2 separate regions of the Homo sapiens genome follow, and region 1 is linked to region 2. Evidence: chromatin contacts called from ENCODE Hi-C or POLR2A ChIA-PET data. All regions are on one chromosome and are shown on one strand. Each heading gives the region's core, a stretch centred on a gene start or an enhancer-like site at or near the end of the contact. The rest is flanking DNA. Distances are from core to core; before and after follow the strand shown. Region 1 holds the start of BCYRN1 (brain cytoplasmic RNA 1). Region 2 overlaps EPCAM-DT (EPCAM divergent transcript).

Evidence for each region. A loop is a pair of places that touch in the nucleus more often than their neighbours do. ChIA-PET counts read pairs that join two places held with the same protein, here RNA polymerase II (POLR2A). Pooled maps may share reads with other maps.
Region 1: POLR2A ChIA-PET joins it to region 2 with 10 read pairs in WTC11. The contact joins the promoter of BCYRN1 here to the enhancer-like site in region 2. A Hi-C loop is called at or near these places in 1 of 50 pooled maps. POLR2A ChIA-PET finds 5 or more read pairs at or near these places in 3 of 52 experiments (A549, GM10248 and WTC11).

The regions. Positions count from the first base shown.
Region 1 is chr2:47,333,909-47,336,641 of GRCh38, reverse strand. It overlaps BCYRN1 (brain cytoplasmic RNA 1), which reads right to left and starts at 1,327. Exons shown (of 1, transcript NR_001568.1): 1 at 1,128-1,327. All of the region lies in intron 1 of EPCAM-DT (EPCAM divergent transcript), which reads left to right. RefSeq lists a silencer at 1,847-1,896.
Region 2 is chr2:47,249,398-47,252,473 of GRCh38, reverse strand. The region is part of intron 3 of EPCAM-DT (EPCAM divergent transcript); the gene reads left to right. It overlaps LOC107985882 (a long non-coding RNA gene), which reads left to right. Exons shown (of 3, transcript XR_001739451.1): 3 at 1-101. Among named protein-coding and RNA genes, the nearest start is that of CALM2, 74 kb to the right of the region's middle. RefSeq lists an enhancer at 2,899-3,076. Within about 2 kb of position 1,698, at least 2 of the 41 ENCODE cell types and tissues checked have a DNase peak (open chromatin) inside an H3K27ac peak, as active enhancers do.

The sequences.
Region 1 (2,733 bases), core at 78-2,577, 85 kb before region 2:
TGGATTGGGACAAGGTGAAAGAAAACATGGCTCACAAAGGAAGTCCAATGGCACCCATGAGGCAAATGTACGCTGGGCTCAGTTACAGATATGGGGAGGAGCAAGTTTGGAAGTCGCAACTGTCACCATCAGGGAGAGCTGGGGCCACAGCTGGGAGACAGGACCTCTAGTCAGAGCTGCTGGTGCTTCAGGGATGGAAGACTCAGACGCTACAGGCTTGACCTGCCTTCAAGGTATGAATGATGGCAGGTATGCTGAGAAGTTTACTTGCCTCCTGCAATGTTTTCCCTACCTGCTCACAGATGCCTGACATTCCTTTTAACAGGGAACAGGCCTTGTATTACAGAGCAAAAGAGCAAGCTTAAAATGGCCATTGGAGGAGAGACTCATATCTGAGAAAGACAGCAAGAGGGGGAGAATGGTGTGTGTGTGTGTGTGTGTGTGTGTTTGTCTAGGATGGTATAATTTTGCTCAAGGCCATGGAAATAAGAAAATTTGGAGGCTGGGCACGGTGGCTCACAGCTGTAATCCCAGTACTTTGGGAGGCTGAGGCAGGCGGATCATTTGAGGTCAGGAGTTTGAGACCAGCCTGGCCAACATGGTGAAACCCCGTCTCTACTAAAAATACAAAAATTAGCCAGGCATGGTAGTGCATGCCTGTAATCCCAGTTACTTGGAAGGCTGAGGCAGGAGAATCACTTGAACCTGGGAGATGGAGGTTACAGTGAGCCGAGATTGAGCTATTACATTCCAGACTGGGTGACAGAGCTAGACTCCATCTCAAAAAAAAAAAAAAAAAAAAAAGAAAGAAAATTTGGGGTCCTGTTGGTGGGGTGGGAGGAGGGACAGCATCAGGAAGAATAGCTAATGGATGCTGGGTTTAATACCTAGGTGATGGGTTGACCTGTGCAGCAAACCACCATGGCACACGTTTACCTATGTAACAAACCTGCACATCCTGCACATGTACCCTCGAACTTAAAATAAATACTGATTAAAAAAGTAAAAAGAAAATTTGCTTTCTCCCCCACATATAGCAGTAGCAGCAGCATTTCAGAATGGCTTTAACTTCTCCCAGCTTTAAGAAGCTGAGGAAAGCAAGGCCTTTCTTCCAGGCAAGAATATGAAAAGGGGGGGGGGGGTTGTTGCTTTGAGGGAAGTTACGCTTATTTTTTTTTTGTCTTTTGTTTTTTTTTTTCCTTTTTCTGGAGAACGGGGTCTCGCTATATTGCCCAGGCAGGTCTCGAACTCCTGGGCTCAAGCTATCCTCCCGCCTCTTAGCCTCCCTGAGAGCTGGGATTACAGGCGTGAGCCACCGCGCCCGGCCTCTTATTCTCGATTGAAATTCTTTCATAGATCTCAAATTGTCGCTCTGAAATGCAGTACTTCCCTCTGCTGGCCATAGGGTTATATAGCTCATCAAAAACAAGGATGACTCCCAAGTCGTCTCCCTCATCTAAGACTAAGGAATTGACTCAGGACATGAGGTGGGAGATAAATCAAATATAGGATGATTTTCCAACCCTCACACCCCCTCAGAAAACATCCTTGAGTGTCTTTTGGCTCTGAATTTAAATAGGTTTATCTAGCTTCTCCAGCCTGTGCTTAGCCAATTAGGTCACATTGGCATGAATGTGCAAAGAACAATGGCTTGGAGCCCCACCCACCCAATTGCAGGACCTTGGCCCCCTCCCAAAACCTCCCTCAGAGATCCTGGAATACTTTCAGGGGGCGGAGGCTCATGATTTGGGGTTTGGGGCCTCACAGAGAGTCCACCATGTTCTTCTTGCTGGCTTCTGTCCCTACACCATCTCTTGGTTAAAAAGCCCCTCAAGGTCTCAAGCCGGGCGCAGTGGCTCATGCCTGTAATCTCAACACTTTGGGAGGCCGAGGTGGGCGGATCACCTGAGGTCAGGAGTTTCGAGACCTCCCTGAGCAACATAGTGAAACCCCATCTCTACCAAAAATGCAAAAATTAGCTGGGCATGGTGGCACATGCCTGTAATCGCAGCTACTTGAGAGGCTGAGGCAGGAGAATCGTTTAAACCTGGGAGGCGGAGATTGCAGTGAGCCGAGACAGCACCACTGCACTCCAGCCTGGGTGACACAGCAAGATTCCATCTCAACAACAGCAACAAAAGCCCTTGAAAGAAATTTCCCGCTGCTCTATTGTCCTGCCTGAGCCAGAGTCTGCTAATTCTCGAGTCTGCCTCGGTTGCAGTCCTGCTAGTGCCAGTTTCTGTGCAGATGTAGGAAAAAGGGCTCCACAAGAGAGGTGGAATTTATTCTGATGTATTTGTATGACCAAATAACAAGTTACATGCTCTCCATTGCATGGTGGTGTGTTTTGGTTAAAAAGCTACCATATCCTAGCAGGGTGGTGGTGATGTGTACCTGTAGTCCCAGCCACTCAGGAGGCTGAGGGAGGAGGATTGCTTGAGCCCAGGAGTTTGAGATCAGTCTGGAAAACATAGTGAGACCCCATCTTTAAAAAAAAAAAAAAAAGCTACCTTGCTTAGGGGGCTTTTTTCATTCTTGTGAAACTGAATTTCCACAAATTGATTCTGAAATCAGAGTGAATACTCTACTAGTATTTTCTATTTCTTTAAGATGTTTTATTTATTTATTTGAGACAGAGTCTCTCTGTCGCCAGGCTGGAGTGCAGTGGTGTGATCTCGGTTCACTGCAACCTCCGACTCCCTGGTTCAAGCGATTCTCCTGCCTCAGCCTCCC
Region 2 (3,076 bases), core at 449-2,948:
AAATAAGCCCCATATATAAAAACCTGTCTCTGTCAAAGGGGTGTGTATGTGTTTTAATACAGCAAAAAAGAAAAAAAAGAATAAAAAAGTTAGCAGACTTTCCTTACAAGAGCATGTTACCTTTATCTGTTTTTGTTTTTTTGTTTTGATTTGTTTTGTTTGAGAAGGAGTTTTGCTCTTTGTTGCCCAGGCTGGAGTACAGTGGCGCAACCTTGGCTCGCTGCAACTTCTACCTCCCAGGTTCAAGCGATTCTCCTGTCTCAGCCTCCCGAGTAGCTGGGATTACCAGTGCCCACGACCACACCTGGCTAATTTTTGTATTTTTAATAGAGACGGGGTTTCATCATGTTGGCCAGGCTGGTCTGGAACTCCTGATCTCTGGTGATCCGCCCGCCTCAGCTTCCCAAAGTGCTGGGATTACAGGCGTGAGCCACTGTGCCCGGCCGCATGTTACCTTTAAAAAGCATGCTGCTACCAGGCACAGCGGCTCATGTCTATAATTCCAACATTTTGGGAGGCTGAAGTGGGAGTATCACTTGAGCCCAGGAGTTCAAGACCAGCCTGGGTAAGATGGCAGGACTCTGCATCTATTAAAAAATTTTTTTTTAATTAAAAAAAAGCACACTCCTGTTTCACTCCCAAAAAGTTGAGGGAAGATGGATAAATGATTGATTATGAGTTCATAGTTTTTTTTTAAAAAAAGATGAGGTCTTGATATGTTACCCAGGCTGGACTTGAACTCCTGAGCTCAAGCAATCCTCCTGCCTCAGCATCCCAAGTAGCTGAGAGTAGAGGTGCACACCACTCCATCCAGCAATTAGATGAGAATTTTTGAAACTCGGCTATAGTAACATGAGGGTTCATCATTTTAGTCTCTCTGCATATGCTTGAACTTTTTCATAATTTCCTTGGAGCCCCTTTCCTTGGAGTCAGTTTCAATAGGAGTGTGGCATAAGGATGGTCCGCATGAGTGGGCACCACCAGGCCAAGGAAAGGAGTCAACAGCGCTCAGGGAAGTGAGGTCAGACCACAAGGGTAGCCACCAACAACCTCCCCCATCCTAATACCACCACCAGTAAAAGAAAAATATAAAGATGGATACAGTGGCTCACACCTGTACTCCCACCACTTTGGGAGGCTGAGGAGGGAGGATTGCTTGAGCCCAGGAATTTGGGATCAGCCTGGGCAACATAGTGAGACCCCCATTTCCACAAAAAATTAAAAAGTTAGCCGGGTGTGGTGGTGTCTGCCTGTTGTCCCAGCTACTCGGGGGGCTGAGGTGGGAGGATTGCTTGAGCCTGGGAGTTTGAGGCTGCAGTGAGTCATGATCGCACCACTGCACTCCAGCCTGGGTGACAGACCGAGATCCTATCTCAAAACAAAAACAACAAAAAAGAAAAAGCTAAAAAATCAAGCACATACTCCCACTAAGACCTAACGTACCCAAGCAGACCACTGGCTTCCAGACTTCTAAGGATGTCTCTTTCTGTAGTATGAAGGGCACCTGTTCCTGATGACGGGTCGGGGGGCAGTGAGTGTGGGGAGGGGCAGCGGGTGACTGTTCACTCTGGATGTTTCCATCCTGGTATCTGTTTATTTTGCAGGGAACTTGAGCCTGTGGCCTCTCAGGTGTCATGTCTGATTCCTGACAAAGGAATCTGAGGCTGAGCCCTGGTGTCCAGGTGTCCTGGCTCCCAGCCAGGTTTTCCAGTCACTTCTAGGTCTCAACCCCAGCTGGGCTGGGCTGAGAGGCTTGATGTCCTGGGGTGAAGAGCCATCGGTCCCTCCTGGCTCTCCATCCTATACCTGCTCAGCCTGCAACTTCCTTTCTCCCGGCTGGAGCTGCCCCGTTCCCATCCTCCTGCAGCCTGCTAGTACCTCACCTCTGAGGGCCACTTCACATCTCTAGGCCTTACTTTCTTTTTGAAGAGACAGGGTCTCACTATGTTTTCCAGCCTGGTCTCGAACACTTGGCCTCAAGCAATCCTTCTGCCTCAGCCTCCCAAAGTGTTGGGATTACAGATGTGAACCACCATACCCACCTATCCTAGGTCTTTCTTCTCAACACCAGGAAGCATCTGGACACTCCTTGGGGAAATCACTCCTCTGGGGCCCTTTGCTGCACCCTATTTTGCCCTAATGGTTTCAAGGGCCAGTCTGGTCTCTCTGGCTATTATACCAGTCCCAGAGAGCCAAAACTCTATTTATCTCCTTGTTTATTTCCCACAGCACCTAGCATACGGCTGAGTACACGCTGAAGGTAAACGAATGAATGAATGAACCAATGAATGAGTGAATGAATGAATGAATACGTCTGACACACAGTGAGCCCCATTTTTTTCTACCTACCACCATGCACAATCACCAGGGGCTCTGAGCCAATGTCAGGATTGTGAGGGATGGTCTCTCATCTGAATTTAACTAGGCCAGTGACTCCAAGCATCAGTCAGCCACAGCGACGCTGTCATTCTGTCTGTCTGTCCATGCTAGGGGAATGGTGGGAGACTATATGTGAATGCTTTCACTGAGAAGGGTAGTGGGTACTCACATCTCTAGAGAGTGATATTGAAAGAGAACTGGAAGAAAAAGAGACAGGAAAGTGGGGGTGGAGTAGAAATAAGAGACGTCGGGGTGGGGAGGCACAGGGAAGAGGACAGGAGTGAGGGAGAAAGGGACACAAAGAGAGAGCGATTCTTGCCTTGCACATCTCCAGTCCTCTGATGTGGCTGTGCCGATATCCCCTGCACTAATTGCTTCAATTAATAATACAGCTCTATAAAATTTCAGCAGCTGAGAACAAGTGCAAGGAAAGATGACATAATGCATTAATAACGCAGGCAGGCGATCGGGTTGGGCTCCTGGGGAGCTCCATTAAGGAGCGGCTGCTGCAGTCCTAACACCAGCTAACACTCCAGCAGGGCAGTATGTGTGTCCTTGGGCCTCTGCAGACCACGGACTGTGGAGCTGCGGGGGCAGAGGTGGCACCAATGGGCAGGAGGCTGGGGAAGGCTTTAACCTTCTCATAAACTCCAGAAAGCACTCCTTCCATTCTTTGATCTGGACAATTGATGTTTTC